Linked DNA regions of Mus musculus: all the other regions are linked to region 2. The links are chromatin loops, found by intact Hi-C in ENCODE. Cell type or tissue: heart. All regions are shown on one strand. Region 1 holds the start of Zpbp (zona pellucida binding protein). Region 2 has its middle 20 kb from the start of Fignl1. Region 3 holds the start of Gm29945 (a long non-coding RNA gene). Region 4 overlaps Spata48 (spermatogenesis associated 48).

Evidence for each region. A loop is a pair of places that touch in the nucleus more often than their neighbours do. Peaks named below come from ENCODE experiments on the same cell type or tissue, not always from the same donor. Only the 100,000 strongest peaks of a DNase experiment are listed, where the experiment ranks them.
Region 1: it touches region 2 in a loop (10-fold over the local background); 26 of 42 quality-filtered maps call a loop at or near these places.
Region 3: a loop joins it to region 2, with 9 times the contacts of the local background. A loop is called at or near these places in 21 of 42 quality-filtered maps.
Region 4: a loop joins it to region 2, with 7 times the contacts of the local background. A loop is called at or near these places in 14 of 42 quality-filtered maps.

The regions. Positions count from the first base shown.
Region 1 is chr11:11,459,370-11,464,369 of GRCm38, reverse strand. Zpbp (zona pellucida binding protein) reads left to right here and starts at 1,951. Exons shown (of 8, transcript NM_015785.2): 1 at 1,951-2,306; 2 at 4,591-4,671. The coding sequence starts at 2,006. Spata48 (spermatogenesis associated 48) reads right to left here and starts at 626. Exons shown (of 9, transcript NM_001347068.1): 1 at 1-626. The coding sequence starts at 114. In heart, CTCF peaks have their summits at 2,344 (motif pointing left) and 2,640 (motif pointing left); a DNase peak (open chromatin) is centred at 2,359; H3K4me3 peaks cover 1,474 bases; H3K27ac peaks cover 1,031 bases.
Region 2 is chr11:11,786,466-11,791,465 of GRCm38, reverse strand. No RefSeq gene overlaps it. Among named protein-coding and RNA genes, the nearest start is that of Fignl1, 20 kb to the left of the region's middle. In heart, CTCF peaks have their summits at 2,615 and 2,817 (motif pointing right); DNase peaks (open chromatin) are centred at 2,585 and 2,825; H3K4me3 peaks cover 323 bases; H3K27ac peaks cover 535 bases.
Region 3 is chr11:11,555,145-11,560,144 of GRCm38, reverse strand. It overlaps Gm29945 (a long non-coding RNA gene), which reads left to right and starts at 2,217. Exons shown (of 3, transcript XR_381043.3): 1 at 2,217-2,346; 2 at 4,471-4,599. It overlaps Gm11998 (predicted gene 11998), which reads right to left and starts at 2,735. Exons shown (of 2, transcript NR_166079.1): 1 at 2,626-2,735. In heart, a CTCF peak has its summit at 2,830 (motif pointing left); a DNase peak (open chromatin) is centred at 1,344.
Region 4 is chr11:11,497,623-11,502,622 of GRCm38, reverse strand. The region is part of intron 7 of Spata48 (spermatogenesis associated 48); the gene reads right to left. Among named protein-coding and RNA genes, the nearest start is that of Spata48, 36 kb to the right of the region's middle. In heart, a CTCF peak has its summit at 2,508 (motif pointing left); no DNase peak of the experiment used is centred here.

The DNA.
Region 1 (5,000 bases), 330 kb after region 2:
GTAGTGCGGGTAATCTGGATGCTCAATAGCCTTTCCTTCTGAGAAGATGAACCTTCTAGGGATACTGATCTTCCCAGGCATGGTCTTGACCTCCATATCCATGTACTGTCTCATCAGTTTTGAGGATTATGAATTAAATTCCTTTGTTTTTTTTTTTTTTTTTTTTTTTTACCATTTAACTATTAAAAACCCATATTTCCAGTAATGGAAGATTAGGATTAATCCACCATAAAATTAATTCAATTTTCTAAATGTTAGTCATTTAAAAAGTCTTAAGGTAATTTTTTTCTGCTGAAAGGGAGATAGGCCAGTATAGAAATAGGACATAATAATAATAATAAAAAAACACAAAAAGAGCCTTTGCTGCTTGGCAACAGGTAGAACCATAGCTCACGGAACTACTTATTATGTACATCATAATGGAATTCTTTAGGCAAACCACAGAAAAAAGTCCTAGTAATATTTCCATTATACCTTTTTCTCCAATGCTCAGGAAACCAATACACACACACATGCACACACACACATGTATATGTAAAAATTTAACATGTTCATATTTTGTGGGCAAGATAGTAACTGAAAGAATATACTGAAGTTGATGTAGTGAATACATATACAGTCTCTCTCTTTCATATATACTCTCTCTCTCTCTCTCTCTCTCTCCTACACACACACAAACACACACACACAAACACACACAAACTAGAAATAACTTTTCGGGTTGGAATAAATTATAAACATTGGTATATGTTTAATTTAAATACGCTAACAAGGAAGATATAGTATACTGATTTTTAAGAAAAATAATTCATAAATCATAGCCAATGTAAAAGTCCATTCTTAAATGCCTTAAATTATCTGCAGTTTCTTTAAGTTACCACAATTCTTAGAACGAAAACAATGAGGTATTTATGTTATTTCAGTAAATGGCAGCATAAAAAACGATCTATTTTAAACGATAAGCATAGCAGTCCACTTAAGAGCTGTTTTTTAACTAGACAATTTGGTTTTGCATGAAAATTGCAACTAAGTTTAATTATTACAATCCGAAGGGTAATAGCTCACACCTCCTTAAATAAAGAAGGTAAGCTTCTACAAGAGTCAGGTATAGAATATTTAAATCAGATCAATTGTATGATAGTAAGGATAAGCAGAATGTAGCCACGACCACCTATGATGATGACTGAAAATTTGCAATATACAACAAAACAAGCAATAACGTTGAAATAAATGGGTAAGTTTTCAGCATAAGGTCCTGGACAGTTTATCCAAAACACGAAGGTCAGTAAGTTTTTACTCCACTCCGTATTACCCATCTCTTCATATTAAAAGTGAAAACATTTAACAGCCTGCTTCTAGTGTTTCTATATATTTGTATAAAATTTATTTTTATCCTAGTTGGACTATCATTAAATCCTTCCAAAGGCAGAAAAGATGTATGATTCTTTCAATTTAAATACATTCTCATTCTAAACGGTCCGTGAGCTGGTTCTTTATGTTTTCCTGAATCCAAGTTGAGGATGATCTTCCAAGCCGAGTACTGCATGAAAGTCAATGTCATCTAAGGTCTATTTCCTCCATTTTCCCATCATGCCACTTTTTAAGGCAATACCTTTAATTTCTCCTAGGTGTTCACTGCATGCATTTTCTATTAAGTCCCACACACTGATAATGCACAATCGTTCGCATTACAACAGTCAGGAACTTCATGCATTGGCATTACTATAGCCAGGAAGTTTATGAGAGGTGTACATTCATTAAGTCATCCGTTCTCAGGATCTGCTGCCATTAGGCACCTAAAGGCTGAAACTCAATCCACTGCTAAGGTAATAAGAGGGGCTTCTCCTCTGCACACAGACACCACGGGAAGGCAAAGGTTAGAACTTTGCGACACAAGATTCTTCTCGCTTTGGAATCTCAGACCAGCCAGGTTCTGGAGGGTTTCCTTAGTGGTGCGGGGCCTCGAAGTCAAGGGAGCCCCTAGGGGATCGACCTCTTGCCTCCCATGTGTACCCAAGCTGGGTCCCAAGCTAGCACACCTCCCGCACATCACCCGAGCGGAAGTGGCGCGTCCGTCGGTCCGTCCTTCCGGCCTGCCGTCTGCCAACTTCCGGCGGCGGGTGGGCGCGCGCCAGGTAACGACCTTCTGCGCCGAGGCTCGGCCGTCGGCGGCGTGTGGATGGAGGCCTTGGCCCCGGGCCGGGCTCCGCGGGGCCGGCGGCGGGCCGGGGCCTCGGGCTCCGTGCTCTCGCCGCTGTCGCTGGCCGCCGTCCTGCTCTGCGCCTTGCTGCGGGCGCCCCCTGCAGGTGAGGCTCGGCGCCGCATGGCGGGAGCTCTGGCTGCCGCGGCTCCTCACGAGAATTGCGTTGGCCCCGTGTCACGTGACTCCGACTACACAAGGACACCCTCTCTGGCAGGGACAGCCCCAGTGAGCCTAGTTTTGTGTAGGAATCTTGAAAACTACATTTGCATAGAAAAGACCTCTGTGGGCTCGTGAAGGAGGCCCTGCTCCAAGAGATTATCCGAACTTTAAAAGTGCCTTAATAAAACTTCAGTTCGTGGGTCATTGCCAGCCGTGTGTTTCAGAGCGAGTCTATGTAGCTCTGTATAGTACTGAATTTGTGCTGTGAACCTAGTGAGCTTTTAGACCATCCTTGATAGTGCAGCGCCCTCTGTTGGTTCTGGATGTAAAATGCAGGGTGTAGTTGGAAACACGTATCCTAGTTTCAAAAATATATATCGGAGAAAGAAATGAGCGCTTACTAGATTGGCTTTTTAGCTAGCAAGGTTTGGTCTCTCTCCCTCTCCCTCTCTTTATGTTGAAATTGTAGACTTACTAGCAATAATCTGTGTCCCATAGATCCTAAATGTACTAAAGGTACATTTGTCAGAGTTAAAGTTTATTCAAATAAGAGAACTATAAAGTAACCAAGGATACAGATGTAGAAGAAGTGTGAAGAAAGGGATACTGTGGTTAAAGGAAAGAAATGGGGCATGCTTACTAGTTTTTTATTTTTTTTTTAACTTGACACAATCTGTAGTTACCAGGGAATAGGAAACCTCAATTGAAGATTTGACTATCAGATTGACGTATGAGCGGTCTGTGGGGGTATTTTTCTTAATTGCTTTTGATGTGGGAGGGGCCGGTCCTCTGGGAGGTGGTGTCATCCCTGGGCAGGTGGTCCCAGGCAATGTCAGAAAGCAGGCTGAGCAAGCCAGAGGAAGCTAGTCGGTAAGCACTATTCCCCCGTGCTTCCGCTTAGCCTGCTGCCTCCAAGTCTGGGTTTGAGTCCTGGATGCCTTTGCTTTCCTGGATCGGAAAGAGAGGCCCCTTGGTCTTGCAAACTGTATATGCCTCAGTACAGGGGAACGCCAGGGCCAAGAAGTGGGAGTGGGTGGGTGGGGGAGTGGTGGGGGAGGGTATGGAGGACTTTTGGGATTGCATTGGAAATGTAAATGAAGAAAATACCTAATTAAAAAATGTAATACTAAAACAAAGCATAACAAAACAAAAAAGGAGAGAAATAACCTGCCAGGGGAAATCAGTCCTCACTAGTCTTCTCCCAGGTTGATTTGGGGCGTGGTGTTTATCACAGGCACAGAAAGGAAGCTAGGATGGGGAGAGGGATATAAAAGATTACTCTCATCGAACACTAAAGTTCAAGTGATGGGCACAAAGAGTCCTGTGAGAATAGATTGTCTAATTATTCTGCGTGAAAAAGATGGAGTTGAGTATGGCTCTTGGCCTCATACGTGGTAATGAAATTTGTGTTTTTGTTTAAAAACATTGCCTGACTTTCCTTTTTTTTGATAAGGTCTATCAAAAACAGGATAAGCTTTTAGTATCTTAACATGTAAACTGTGACTGGTAAAGGCTGTAATTACATAGCACTTCATATCTCCGATGATAATTCTATAAGGCTGCAATTGTCAGTCTCATTTTGCAGATGAAAACCCTTAGACTTGAAGTTTAAAGTAACTTTCCTGTGGCAGAATTTGCATTTAAACTCCACTGCGGCCTTTAATGCCATAGTCTCTCCTCTTTACCTGCTGCTATTGAGGCGATTTGGGAGTAACACTTTACAGTCATTGTATTGCATTCTCTACCTCTTCTGTTCACAACATCACACTATCATAAATGCTCATTCAACAACGAATGAAGACTATCAGGAAGTGTTTCAAAATCATTGTCTTAATAGTTTTCATGTTATAGGTGTAGTGCTTGCAAAGGATTCTTGACTTAAACACTGATGCTTCTATCAATGGAGTTTGGACCAAGGAAAGTCTTCCATGACCATCAATTAATGAGGTCATGCAGGAAGTCTGAGGGAGGAGGGGTTTGTGATATGGGCCCTGTAAGGTGGGAGACTATGGTAAGTCAGCACAGAAAGGCTGGGCTAAGATTTATAAGGGGTAAGCCACAACTATATGGAATTCTTTAAGGACTATGCAGAGCAGTAGGTAACATATCATAGGACACTGATTCATACTTCCTGAAAAGGAGTCAAGATAAACTATACTCTTGTTTTAGTACTTGGGAATGTTTACAAGACAAACGTTGATCCCTTGTTTTCTTCTTGTTTTTCATAGTTGGACATTTGGCTCGACTGCCAAGAAGTATCCACTTGACTCAAGATTCACTGAAAATAGTGGGATCGACACATTTTCCTGGTACTCATCAATAGCTTTTGAGTAATTGGAAGTTACTAGCATCTGTTTACAGGGTGACAGTCCTGCGGAACAGTGCCATGTTCCTCAGTGACTCTCCTTCTGCAGAGCTCAGTTAAATGGTTTGTTTTGTTTTGTTTTGCAGAGCTGGAGTCATCCAAGGGTAATTCTGTGTGCAAAGAAAAGTTATTTCTAAAAGTTATCTGAGGTTTCTTGTAGTGCTTTTACTTGTAATGTATGCACTACTCACTATGGTATAAAATGTGGGGATCTTAAATATGCTAAAATAATTTTCAATTGAGATTTAAATATAATAAAGATTTTGGATATAT
Region 2 (5,000 bases):
ATGTAAATCCACTGCAGCTGTCTTCAGACACTCCAGAAGAGGGCATCAGATCTCCTTACAGATGGTTGTGAGCCACCATATGGTTGCTGGGGTTTGAGCTCAGGATCTTCGGAAGAGCAGTGTACTGGCTAGTTTTGTGTCAACTTGACACAGCTGGAGTTATCACAGAGAAAGGAGTTTCAGTTGGGGAAATGCCTCCATGAGATCCAGCTGTAAGGTATTTTCTCAATTAGTGATCAAACGGGGAGGTCTCCTTTGGGTGGTGCCATCCCTGGGCTGGTAGTCTTGGTTCTATAAGAGAGCAGGCTGAGCAAGCCAGGGGAAGCAAGCCAGTAAGGAACATCCCTTCATGGCCTCTGCATCAGCTCCTGCTTCCTGACCTGCTTGAGTTCCAGTCCTGACTTCCTTGGTGATGAACAGCAGTATGGAAGTGTAAGCCGAATAAGCCCTTTCCTCCCCAACTTGCTTCTTGGTCGTGATGTTTGTGCAGTAATAGAAACCCTGATTAAGACAAGCAGTAAGTGCTCTTAACTGCTGAGCCATCTCTCCAGCCCTCAATTACTTTTTAAAAAATATATTTATATGAGTACACTTAAGCTGTCTTCAGACACACACTAGAAGAGGGCATTGGATCCCATTACAGATGGTTGTGAGCCACCATGTGGTTGCTGGGAGTTGAACTCTGAACCTCTATGAAGAACAGTCAGTGCTCTTACCCGCTGAGCCAGCTCTCCAGCCCAATTTAATTACTTTAATAGATGTATACATAGTCAATGAAAGAAATAGTCTCCTTTCACTGAATAAAAGGTACTGCTTATTCTAGAGACAAATATGAGTGAATGACTGGGATCATAGATTTGATCCCTCCAAATACCATGAACTTTTTACAATAATTTAGCAAAGAAAGCCATACATGAAGGCACCTTTCAATACATTAATAGGTATTTCAGGTAGGGGTCTTATAACAAGATGGGAGAAATGCTGCTATAGGTCATGAAGTCGATGCTGACATGCTGACAATACTCTTAACTCTTTGAGTGCTGGAGTGTTAATACATTCCTAAACTTTTTTTTTTTTTTTTAGCCTGTAAGGATGTGAGCTCCAACACAGAGTGGGGCAGGGAATGTCTATTCAGCAGGCTCCAGATCACCCAGGAAAAATTGTCATCAGCATTTACAAAGAGCAACAGTCCAATTTCTTCACACCACTATCCAGTCAATCAGCCTTTGAAGACTTTTCCCCCTAGGATTTCTTTTGTAGGAATTTTTATTCACACACACACACACACACACACACACACACACACACACACACACCAGACTTCCTGTCACTGCGACCAGATACCTGAGCAGGAAAGATTTATCTTGGTAATAGTTTCAGAAGCCTCAGTCCATCGAGGCAGTGAGGACAGGGTGAAGAGCAGGTCAGTCATCTTGTGGCCAGGAAACAGAGAAGGAATCCCTGGAAAGCAATGGACGTTCTCCTTGCCCCCTTTATTCCACCCTGGCCCCAGCCTATCCATCTGCCATTCAGGGTAGCTTGAGCCGTCTTTGTTCATATCTCGAGCATGCCTTCACAGATGCACCAGGAAGTGTTCATCATTAATCTAAATGATTCTAAATCGAGTCAAGCTAACAATTACATCACCACAGTATGCGTCTCAAGTCAGAAAACACCTTTGACTTCTTTTGTAATTCTTTCTACTCACTGCACCTGACTCTCAAGCAACACCGGACAACTACTGAATTGCTTTTTAACATAAATGTTAGTTTGCATTTGCTAGAGTTTTCATAAACCACATATTGCAACCTCTTAGTTGATTTCATCAAGGGAATGCAATTACTTACTATGTTGGTGCAAATATTAGGGTTTTTTCCTTTCTTTTTTTAGTATCCATGATATGCACATAACACAGTGGACTTTTTGGTTGTTGTTTTTAATCCATGCACATTTGAAGGATATTTGGGGTTTTCTAGCTTACAAACATAATTGGTAAACACAGAGCTGAACGGTTAGTGGTAATTTAGGTGCCTATTCAAAAAACGCACAAACCCAACTAGGGGTTAAACTTTTTTTCACAGAGAAATGACATTAAAACGCTTATAGCACACGGGTCGGCATCATATACTCCAAGTGGATGTTCATCTTCCTCATAACTCTCTGGGTTGGTCTCACGGTGAAGTTAGTCTGGATAACGAGATGGCAGGCTCTAAACAGTGCTGAGGGTGTGTGTGTGTTTGGGGTGAAGAGAGTCCTGTGCACTGCGCTGTGAATTGATACACCTTTGCATTTCGTTTTCCCCTACAGCCACCCCAGAGACAGAAGATGCCCTTCTACTACAGCCACGGAGAGTAATGAAGCCCTCTGACAGCTCACCGAAGCTCAGATTTGCTCCCTTGGGATTTGAGCCCAGATCTGTTAACATCCCGTCATTTTCTGTCATACTCACTCATGAGTTGGTCAGTGTCACTGGCCAGTGTGGTGAGCAGCCAGCTCTTAGAATCTCAGACTGCATTCTGAGCTAGGTTTTTGAGATAGGCAGGCTCCACCTGCTCTGACCAGCAGAGGTCAGGAGTGTCCATAGGAGCAGCTAGAGGGTTCTGGGCTTCCCCACAGTCCCTGTGGGCCTGGCATTAACAGTGTTTATACAAGAACTGGTTTCAGTAGGCCCAGTTGTTGAGTTCTTAAGGTCAATTTCAAAAGCAAGGTTTTAATTTCAAAACTAACCCACAAGTAAAGGACTCTCACAAAGCATATTTAACTAGGTGGTAAGCCTGTGCCTGGCCTTAAAAGGCCGCGCTGCATTCCCAAGCTCCCTTTAAGACCAGTGAAATCGGCTTCCCTATCTTGCCTTCTGTTGCCACTAGGGGGCGAGCGCCTCTCAGATTTTCCCCGGCGCTCGGCCAGGGACTCTATCCTTCTGTGGAAAAAAGTTTGAGTTTTGGTAGGTACCCTTGCAAGGAATTCCAACCTAGATGTTAGAAATTTTCAGTCTATTGATTTGCTGAAAAAGCTCAGGTTTGAGAGTCTTTTTCGTATTTTAACAGTGAGTTTAGGTCCTTTAAAACTCATAACTTTGTTGTTGTTGTTGTTGTTGTTTTTTGTTTGTTTTTCTTTTTCGAGACAGGGTTTCCCTGTATAGCCCTGGCTGTCCTGGAACTCACTCACCAGGCTGGCCTCGAACTCAGAAATCCACCTACCTCTGCCTCCCGAGTCCTGGGATTAAAGGCGTGTGCCACCACGCCTGGCTTCATAACAACTTTTTAAAAATGATTTTATTCTTTCAAAATTTTATACATTTAAATAATGCATTTAATCATATCTATCTACTGATACCTCCCTCCACTCTCCCCAGAGGCCTTTACCCCATCACCCTACTCCTTTTTTTTTTTTTTTTTAAATTGACAAGCCCCGAGTCCTCTTAATGCTGTCCAAATGCAATGGGTGTGGGTCTGTAGTGGGTTCCTACCACAGTAGCCATCAACTTCTAATAACTCCTCCGCTAATGGGATCTTGGGGATGTCTTCCTCATTTATGCTGGAGTTTTTACTGGCTTACTCTTGTGCAGGTCTTGCACTGGTGTCCACAGGTGCTGTGAGCTGATGTGTTTGGCTGCCGTGTGTGGCGTATCCAGAAGCCAACATCTCCCAGCTCTGCCGACAACTCTTACATTCTCTCTGTTCACTCTTCTGTGCTGTTCCCTGAGCCTGGGACGGAGGAGGCTCAGGCAGGTGAGTGATTCATCCACAGCTGAGCCTGAGAGTTCATCATCCTTGGCACTGGCAGGGGAGCCTGCATTCACTACTGCTCACTGCATAAACCAAGAAAGTGGAGAGCACTGCGGATCTACGCGGTTGGCGTTGTGGCCTCTTGGTTGATTTTTTTTTTTCCCTTTAATGAGTGTGGAGTGGCCTTCCTTATCTGACTATATTTGGTTTGATGTCATTTTGTCAAATATTAGAATAGCTGTGCCTGTATGTTTTTTAGTTGCATTTCCCTGGAGTTCCCTTTTCCATAAATAAATTGCTTTATCCTAATGGTACTGTTGTCCCCCCTACCCACCTGAGTCAGGGTTTCTCTGTGTAGCTCTGCCTGTCCTGAAGCTCTCTTTGTAGACCAGGATGGCCTCCAACTGGGATATCCTCCACCTTTTACCTCCTGAGCACTGCAATTAAGGGCGTGTGCCCCCACAGCCAGCTTGACACTGTTTTTACTTGACGGTAAGTTGTGTTTATTGGACTACAGTGTTCCTTCCAGTATCCTCTGCAGAGCTGGCTTTGTGATCATGTCTTCCTTTAATGTTTTTTTTTTTTCATAGAAAGTTTTAGAAAGTGTTTTATATTCTTTAATTAGATTATAAATTAGTGGACTTCTATAAGGCTTCTTCATGCATCCTTCTCCCCATCACCCTGTTCCCATCCCTACTTGAAACTTTAACTATCCCCCTGTTCTCTTATGTTGTCCTAGGCCTATTATCTCTCTGATTTTATATTATATATAATATATAACATGCATATACATATATATTACATGTATACTTTTTGAAATGGGATCTCACTATGGAGTCCTAGCTATCCTGAAACGTGTTATATAGACCAGGCTGGCCAAAAACTCACACAGATCCTCCTGTGTTATATAGATCAGGCTGGCCAAAAACTCACATGGATCCTCCTATCTCTGCCTTCCAAGGCCTAGATTAAAGGTATGCACCATCACACTGGGCTTAATGGTATTCTTTTACTTGATCCATAAAGCCACAGATTTCCATATGGCTTCTACATACATCCTTCATTTTGGTGACGTTTAAGTGTCTGGTGGCATAGGCCTGTAATTTACAGTTGCTTGTTAGGCTAAGGAAGGGTGACTGCTTCACTTGTGACAATGCAGCTCAGGTAATAAGATGCTTAAAGCCCAGGTGCCATGCCTAACACCACACTCCTTCTATTTGCCGGGTGTTAGATTTCCAGCAGATGGGTTTCTCCTGCAGGTTGTCTCTCTAG
Region 3 (5,000 bases), 230 kb after region 2:
AAGCCTTTCTAATATGGAGCTTAAATGTTTGAAAATATTTAGTTCCTGAAAATGAGATACTGGAGATTTTAGAGGATATTATCACCAGAGAACCGTGAAACAAGTCAGGTTATAACACATAGCCACTACGGCTCCTTGGTTATGGTTATGTTTCTAAGATTGAAGTTTGACTCTCAACAGCCTAAGAGGCTGGCTGCTACCTTCTGCTGGTTTTGTTTTGTTTTTCTTCAAGAAAGAAAGTAAATAATTTTCCTTTTCTTTTTTCTTTTTTGAAGTGCTGGGTGTTGAGCTTATAGCCTTGTGTCTGGTAGATAAATACTCAACCACTGGGCTCCAGCCTTAGCCATTAGGAATCTATTTCTGATGAAACAATAGAGTCTTACAGATTTTCTGTTTTTGTTCGGACTGGGGACTCACACATGCTAGGCAGGCACTCTACCACTGAGTCACAGCACTGGCTTCATTCCATCCACTGCTGCCAGGGAGCAAACACGGATACCCGTCTTTTAATAGGGAGAGCAGGTAGCTTCCAGTGTTAATGAAATAGAATCTAGCGGACCAGCTCAGAGTCAAGGTGGGGAACGACCAATAACATCCTGGGAATGTATAGGCTTTCTTAAGATATGTGACCTCAGTTGAAGGATCCGAGTGGCTGAGAGTCAGAATGAGGAAGCTGGAACACACCAGCCAACACTGGTACAATTTGGTACCTGACTATAGGACCATATTTTTTTCTATTTATCTCTTAGCTAAAACCTGGCTTTCATGAGAACCTACTGACAAACTTACAAAGGTCTTTAAGATATCATGATTCCCACCTACAAAGTAATTTAGTGGCATTTTTCTCAGTTCTCTTTTTCAATTCCCTTCTCTCCCCAACCCTGACTGATCTGATCTCCTGTTAACTCTCAATGCTTTCTTGTCACTTTATGCCCTCTCCAAGACCCACCCATCACCGGATTCCACTGCCTAGAGCAAACACGCTGCATCTCTCTCTGGACCATGGACTTCTCAAGTCTTCCCCTCCACACTTGTCCTTCAATTTTGGCCTTAAATTCTCTCTCTGTGTCAACAGGCTCTCAGTTAGGTCTCCTTCTGGCCATCCCTCATCCTAAGGATGCAATCCAGTCTTTCAGGGCAGAGCCTGTCTTGTCGAGACTCTCCTGGTTTTTTTTTTTTTATCTAACATCCTCATATCTGCTCACTCCTAGACCTTCCTCTTTGCTTCCCCACTGGCTCTTCCCTCTGCCTGGAATAGCTGTTCTTCATGCACAGGCCTTTCACAAGTATCACTTCCTCAGAGAAGTGCCCTCTGACCGCACCCCTTGGCTCCACTCATCTCCAGTTTTCTGTCGTAATCAGTGGAAAAGAAAGTATCTGCAGCCAGGTTTTCTCTTTGCTGCCATTCTGTACCTGGCCACTCTCCTCTCCTTGAAAACTAAGAATCTCCATGAGAGCCTGGTCAATCTTTCCAACAACAGTCAAAGGGAGGCCTTCATGGGGTGTGGTCTGACACCTGCACAGTTCTTTTTCTGACACCGGGTCTCCCTTCTCCTTACACAGCTAGCTTGCTGCATGACCTTTGTGGAACATAACCTTTCCTTATCGACTGAGATCCTTGAGTTTCTACCTTGGATCACTCCTGAGCTCTCACCCCAGGAAGGTACAGCCAAGGCTGCTTTGCTTCCTTAACCTGATGTGTGCTGGATCATCCTGGGCCCTTGACTGGGCCCTTACTCTCATCCCTTTCTCCATGACCATGGCTTTTGCTAGAGGGATTCTGTCAGTCCCCTGTGAGTTATCCTCCAAAATCTCTGGGATAGACCTGGTGCTGATATGGATCCTGAGAGTCCAGAGGGGCAAAACCAGCAGCGTGTTTCCAAAGCATACTCACATCCCTTTTAGGAATCACAGCTATATCAGGCTATTCAAGACACTGAGATGGGAAGGGAACTTTGGCAGGAGTTGCTGTAGGTGTCCTTTGAGAGTAGGAGACTGGGAGGGTACAGAAAAGTAGGATCAGGATAATCCTGTACTGGATCCATAGACATCTGGCTAAGGGCACTCTATATTTCTGTTACATTACCAAGTCCCCATTCCTCTTGAGATGTTCTGGTACAACTGGACGGGTTACACTGTTGGCCTGTTATTCCGTGTTTAAGTACCACCCTCCTTGCTCCTTCCTCAAGCTGCCCCACATTTCTTCTAACGTTATTTCTCATCCTCTTTCACACACTGAACACTGCTGTGACCTCAGCCAGCTTCTATGACAAGCCACAAAGCTTCTGGTTGGCCAAGCTTTTCCACTGCCTGGAATAACCTCACTTTCCTCTCTGGCAGGCACACGTGAGTCACACATAGCTTCAAAATGTGGCTTAAATGTCAATGTTGCTTTGAACTCACCTGCTCCTCTTCCCCACTCACCCTCCCTCATCCCCAGCTCCCTTTGAACTCTTGTCCACAGGGTGAAACCTTAGGGCTGACAGTACCACCGAGTATATTTGTACATCAGTACAGTAATAAACAGGGGCATCTTGAGCTTTTGGGGAGCAGAGGTTGTCTTTGTTCCCTGGTGGTCTCTGTCCCTGACTCTGAGTCTTCATAGAGTGGATGTTCAAAACTTACCATCCCGGTAGGAAGGCACCGTTTAATTCCGTCACCAAGGAACTGTGAACACCTTGAAACTGATGATGTGGCAGCCACGGCCTCTACGGAATAGTGAAGGATGCAAGAATGTCACAGAGCTAACTGCAAAACCCCTTTGGCCTCAGTTTCTATCTTTAGAAGAGCCACTTGCCCGTTGGAGCCAGTTGCTACTGCCACCTGGCGTCCATTTACCTCATGTGCAGGCTGGGTTCAGTTAGAAGCTCAGTTCTTCCGGTAACTATTATTGTTACAAGGAGTAATTTGGAAATATAACCCCTGATTTCCTCCCATTCACCATGGCAGAAAAAAAAAATCAATCATTTTGAGGAGACCTTTTATTGTCTTCCAACTTATCATTCTAGCTTAGACATCGCAGCACTCAGAGACGACTTGAGGCTGAGGAATCGGCTGCTTCTGCAGCAACCTCAGGAGCCACCAGGCTGTCTGCATCTGCAGACCCGTGGGCAAGATGGATATGTATCGTTTTAGATTACTCATAGGACCATTAGCCTTATTTCCAAGGTCAGAAACAGTTTGGGTTTAAAAAGGCAAGCAGGCCTAAAGAGGCCACCTCCTGTAGCCAGGCAGGAACCCCAGTGGAGCAACAGAGACACCAACCCACCCACAAAACCCAAAAGTTAACCTGTCTATGAGAAATGCAGACACAGAAGATGCAGCAGAGACCTTGGGAAGGGACAGTCAATATCCAGCCCAACACGAAACCCATCCCATGGACAAGCACCAATCCATGACACTATTAATGATACTCTGTTATGCTTGTAGACAGGAGTAAGCTGTCCTCTGAGAGGCTCCACTCAGCAGCTGATTCAGACAGATACAGACACCCATAGTCAAACAATGAATGGAGCTTGAGAACTCTTATGGAAGAGTAGGGGGAAGGATTGCTGCCCTGAAGGGGATAGAAACTCTACAGGAAGACCAGTAAAATCAACTAACTTGGACCCTTGGGGCTCTCAGAGACTGAACCACCATCCAAAGAGCATACACAGGCTGGACCTAGGCCTCCCTGAACATATGTAGCAGAGGTACAGCTTTGTCTTCAAGTGGGTCCTGAACAACTGGAGCAGGGCTATCCTAAAGCCGTTGCCTGCCTGTGAGATGTGTTCTAGCTAGGCTGCCTTGTCTGGCCTCAATGGGAGAGGAAGTGTCTAGCTTTGAAGAGACTTGACTTGCCAGGGTAGGGGGAATAGCTGGGGGAGGCACCTGTTCAGAGAAGGGGAAGGGAAGATGGGGGAAGGATTGTGGAAGGGGAGTCTGGGAGGTGGGCAGTGAGCAGGATGTAAAGTGAATAAGTAAAAAGAATTAAATTAAATTAAATTAAATTAAAAATTTTGCATTTTGAAGGAGGGGGAGAGGAAGCCAGCAGGACCCTTTAGTGCTCAGCTCCAGGTCTCTAACCAGGCATGTAATTTGCAGAGGCCCACATGACAACAAGTGGCGATGTATTTTAGAGAGCAAATCCAATCACCTGGTGAAGCTGTTTCTCTGCCGCTGTGACTTCGTAAGAGTGAGATGAGCAGCAACTGCCATTTTCTGCCCAGCATCTCCTCATTGGCACGATTATTTTAGAAAACAATAGTGTCTCCTTGTTCTTTGATCTTCACAACAGCAAATGGAACTCTAGAGTTCAGGAATGAAGTTCCTCTCCAAGCCAAGGCTCTGTCAGCAGCCTGGTCAGACTGTCTGGAAGGGCAGCCGACAGGAAGTCCGTTAGGCTTCTTCTGGGCTTGGATGTGTCCTCGCCAGGAAACTGTCCTCTTCTGGCTGCAGCTTTCAACTTGCGATTCTCCTTTTTCTCCCCAGCCGACCACAGGCAGGTGGAAATGGAAGATGCCAGAGAAGCCCAGCAAAGCTGAATGCGGCTGCACCTTGCAAAGACCTTTTGTTCTGTATATCGACAGTACAAAGTATGGTTAGAGATGGAATGCTGAGGTGGGTAAGAGAGTCTATCTCAGGTTGGCATATGGCTTAGTGAGTAAAGGCATGTGGCACCAACCCTGACAACCTGAGTCTGACCCCTCAGACCTATACAGTAGAAGAATAAAGCAACCCCCTCTGGCTTCCCTGGGTGGGAATGCTCGAGTGTACACACACACATACACACACACACACACACACACACACACACACACCAATAATTAAAAAATATTTAAAAACAGAGTCTGTTTGCAGGAATATTTCCATAGGAAAAGCTGAGTCTTTTGGTACAAAGGGCTATACCACCAAAGCTCTAGGCTGAAGATCAGAAAGAGAGACAAAGAAAGGTAAGTATCCTCTGAGATAAAATCTTGTCCTGATACCTTGCTTTTTCTATCCACAACTCAGTGGTTGGT
Region 4 (5,000 bases), 290 kb after region 2:
TTGGGTTCAGCCTCGGCAAACATCTAGGCCATCTCTTGTGTAAAGAGGCAAAGTCAGACTGAAGCAAAAGTGATCCTTACCTTAATTTCCTGTTTGATTCAGATTAGAAATGGGGATTAATTAAATAATTTAAAGAAGTTCCTGACTATCATTCATGCCCAGGAAAGGCATTGAAAAGAAATGTCACTCAAGCTATTCTGAATTCCTGTTCTACCTTATGAATAGGTTGGATTCTCTTGGTCCCCAACCTACTCTCAAGCTATAAGTTCCCTAACTTTGAATGCCTCCTTTATTTTTCAAAATAGTGTGAGCAAGCCAGAAGTGCAGAAACCAGTTCTGTTCCCGTTCTGCAGACAAGGAGGCTGAGGTCAGAGAAAATGACATGAGGAGCCCCAAATGGCTTGTTTCAGGTTACATCTAGATAATGGATCTTCCACAAGTGCCAAAATTAAGAAACTGTCATTTATAATGAGAAAACATGTCATGATTCTGTTTGTATGGATGTGTTATATATGTATGTAGGCATAATTGTAAAGAAAATATATAATGCAGAAGTTATTTTTCCTTCATTGGTTATAACAGGAAAATGCTTTAGTGAGAAGTTACTTATATAAACTTGGTGTAGTGTCTTAGAGGAATATTATGCAACCATTCAATGAATTGTGGAGAAAACGATCAGTGTTTATTTATAAATCTTACATTCATGCAAACTCTGTGTGTGAATATAGACACACCATGACATATATCACAGACTTCATAGACACATAGATAAAGGATCATCAAATCTCCAACACTGGTGTTAAAAACCAAAGAGACAGTTTACTTCCTATACTTTAAAAATACTTGGATTACTGTTCCATCAGGATATGTAGATGTTAGAAGGTGAGCTATGCTAATACTAGAGGTGAGCACAAACATGGGATAGTTGTATCAGCTCTGGAAAATGACTAAACAACTGGTTTGAGAATGCTGCTAAATTTTCACCTTGTAATCTATTAGAAAGGAATCTCCATTAAGGAAATAGTTTTAAATCATGAAAGACATATGTAAAAATATTTGAGGGGATTATGTATAATAGCAAAAAGAGAAAGGAAATAATTTATATATGAATTTAAATCCCTCAAGTACACTACATTTGAAAGAACAGAAATGGTGTTTAGGAAAGTCTATTTCACAATCATGCTGCAATGCAGAGGTAGTGCTTGCTCCCTGGGGCATATCACAGCAATGGGTGCTCCTTGTGGCATATCACAGCAGTGGGTGCTCCCTGGGGCATATCACAGCAGTGGGTGCTCCCTGGGGCATATCACAGCAGTGGGTGCTCCCTGGGGCATATCACAGCAGTGGGTGCTCCCTGGGGCATATCACAGCAGTGGGTGCTCCCTGGGGCATATCACAGCAGTGGGTGCTCCCTGGGGCATATCACAGCAGTGGGTGCTCCCTGGGGCATATATCAGCAAGAGTGAGAAGGGCATATGACAAGCGGGAAAGGTGAGTCTAATAGCAGTTATGTTCTCATGGGAGAGTTTGTGTTTGCTATTGTTTTCTGCACTCAATTCTTATTATGATCAAATTCAATTCTACAACAGAAATAATGAATTACATTTTAAACTGTTGAAGTGTTCTTCACCAATGTAGTCCAGATGACCTGATAACTAGGAAAAGAAGAGGGAGGAGGAAGAGAAAGGAGAAGGAAGGAAGGAAGGAAGGAAGGAAGGAAGGAAGGAAGGAAGGAAGGAAGGAATCACCTGAAGGAAGTTTGAAAGATAATGCCCTGCTAGGGGTGGGGGTGAGGGTGGGGTAGGGGCGTGGGGTGTTGATCAGGACACTGTAAATCTACTGGGTAATGTTTTGTGTTGCTGAAGGACAGCATTTTGGTAAATGTAAGGTCATGATTAAGCATCAATCTTCCAGACCCTAAAGAATATCACAGGGTACATTTAGGTAAGAAGTTCCTTTAAGCTGGGAAACTTCAAAGAAAGTCATGCTTGCATTTGAATAGGACATTTGTTTGTTTGTTTATTTGTTTTCCCCTACTTGGTACAAAATAAAAATTTGAATTTCCGTATTTGAGACTTTATTGAGATGAAGACATATTTTATAAATTCTATAATTTTGTTAGCCCAGTGTGATATTGTACAAAATACATAACATTTAATTTGAGACCTATCTGTAGGTAGTACAACTACCAAGTGGGCAAGCAGGAGATCAGCACAAAGCCAGATGCGGGGCTTCTCATTTGGAGCATGGAAGGAGATGGCGAGGTTCCCGGGGCACAAGGAGTTCAGAAGAGTTCACTAGAAATCTATTTCGCGAGGTCGGTGTGGACACACACACAGGCATTTACTTCGCAGTTGAGTGTATTAAGAACGACACTGTGTGTCACAGCATCCATAAACACTTCATGATAAAAATGGGCAACATTTGTTGTGTTAAAAGGTTATGATTCTGTTAAAAACCAGAAAATCAATCACGAGAAGAAACTTTGCAACCTGGGACGCCCTCTAGCGCTCATATCGGAGAAACACAGCTAAATGTCAGTTGTCTATGAAAACACAAGCTTCAGCAAGATAAGGTAAAAGGCACTCTCCCAAGTTCTTCAAAGAAATGCCCTGTTTTTACATTTAAAAAAAAATTAAATGCCTCTTATTTTCGTTTCAGCCTCTTTTAAGAATGACTCCAAGGAAAGTTTGATTTCAAAAGCAAGGTTGTCTCACAAAACATTTCAAAGTTTAAGTATATACTTGAATAAAAAGAAACATTACCAAAATCTTATGCTTGGTGAACACTTTAAGGTTGGCTTTCTCCTTTCAATTTTTTAAAAGAATTATTGTTTAAATAGTAATGACTTCCTTGCAGAATTTATGGGAGAATTTTACACTGGCTCCCTCAGACTTGACAAATGGTGGTAGGTGTCATCAGCCTTTGGAGTGCTACATGTAAAAATGACATCTCCACAGTCATGGGTCAAAAAGCAAAGTCAGTTGTGTGTGTGTGTGTGTGTGTGTGTGTGTGTGTGTGTGTGTGTGAAATCGTCTGTCCACCAAGAGTTTTAGCTTGTTGGAGGCAAATTCTTTTCTATTTTATATCTATATTAGGACAGCTCTTAGCTCTTCCAGCCCTAGACAGACATGCTTAATTAAATTCCTCGATAAAACAATTTATATAAATGTACTAAAGCTAAAGTTAATTTTGAAGGATATTTTATAGCCTGACAGAGAGGAAAAAGGAATTAGGTTAAATTAATAATAGAAATAAACAAAATACAGGAGATTTTAAAAAACCAAATATTTAACAACAGAATATAGCAGAAGGTGATCCAATAAGAAATTTCTCTACTTCTGTTTGTGGGCATAACATCTTTTAAAAGATAAAATTAATTAACATTCAGCTAGTTGCAACAATTTATGCCATGACTATATGAAGTCCTTGGTAAGAGCTGTCAATCACAGAAACCAATGTGAGAATTTCTCTAACATTTGACAACTCTGTAGCATGGAAGAAAGATAATACAACCACTGTTTCAGATAACTGAATAAACAACATAACTTTAAAAATGTGCCCCTCAAAATGACCATTTCTTGTCCTTGTGTCTAAACAATGTAGTATGACAGCTACTTAGATGCATGTACAGTGTACTAGCTATCACAAGAAATCTAGGGAGGATGCACACAGTATGTTTTGCCAAATATTAAAGCATTTTATATATGGATTTGAGCATCTTCAAGTTTCAATATCTGCAGGTCTTTGGACCCAAATCCTCTGACCCTAAAGCAAAGCTCTGAGCCTGTATGTATACGCTATATACATTTTCTAATACTTTTATTAGGTATTTTCCTCATTTACATTTCCAATGCTATCCCAAAAGTCCCCCATACCCTCCTCCCCCCCACTCCCCTACCCACCCACTCCCACTTTTTGGCCCTGGTGTTCCCCTGTACTGAGGCATATAAAGTTTGCATGTCCAATGGGCCTCTCTTTCCACTGATGGCCGGCTAGGCCATCTTCTGATACATATGCAGCTAGAGACAAGAGCTCCGGGGTACAACAGCCATAAACAGTTGTGGAGGCTGAACATGATGTCCCCATCATAGTCTAGGGAGTTTTAATATTTGGTCCCCAGTCTGTGGCACTCTTTGGGCAGTTTAGGAGGTATGACTTTTCTGAAGGAAGTACATCATGTAAGCCAGGCTCTGAGGTTTCAAAGCCTTGCACCAGTTCCATTGCTCTTGCCTTTCCTTGTTTGTTTGTTTGTTTGTTTGGTTGGTTGGTGAGCTCTCAGGTTGCTGTTCCAGCTGCTTCCTCCCAGATAAGATCCACTCATAAATAAACCCTTCCTACTGCAAGATGCCTTGGCCATGGTATTTCTATTGCAGCAATAGGAAAGTAACTAATTTATCAATAGGAAAGTGACTAAGGTAACAATAGGAAAGTAACTAAGGTAACAATAGGAAAGTAACTAAGGTAACAATAGGAAAGTAACTAAGGCAACAAAGGGAAGTTTCTAAGGTAACAATAGGAAATAAGGCAACAAAGGAAAGTCTCTAAGGTAACAATAGAAAAGTAACTAAGGTAACAAAGGAAAGTAACTAAGGTTACAATAAGAAGTTACTAAGGTTACAATAGGAAGAAACTAACATAACAAGGAAAACATTTTATAACATCTACTATAGAGGGATGTGCAGTAGTCTAGCTTGTTTTCTGACTCACCATAATGGTGCAAAAGTGGTATGTATTCAGTAGAAAGCGTGCCTTGAGTTTGAATGCAGGTCTTTTCCCTGGCTAACTCTATGAGATCCAGTTCTCTGTTACGTTGCTAGGGTGCAGCATGGAACCATGAGTCAGGTGCAGGATCCCAGACAGGAACAGTTCCAGTCCCATAGCATTGTGTGTTGCCAAGTGAGAATGACTTAGGATGGGTTTATGCAATCTTAGGACAAAGAAGGTCTGTCTGAGTCTATACATTCTATGGCACAGTTTCTCAGACTGTGCATCATGCC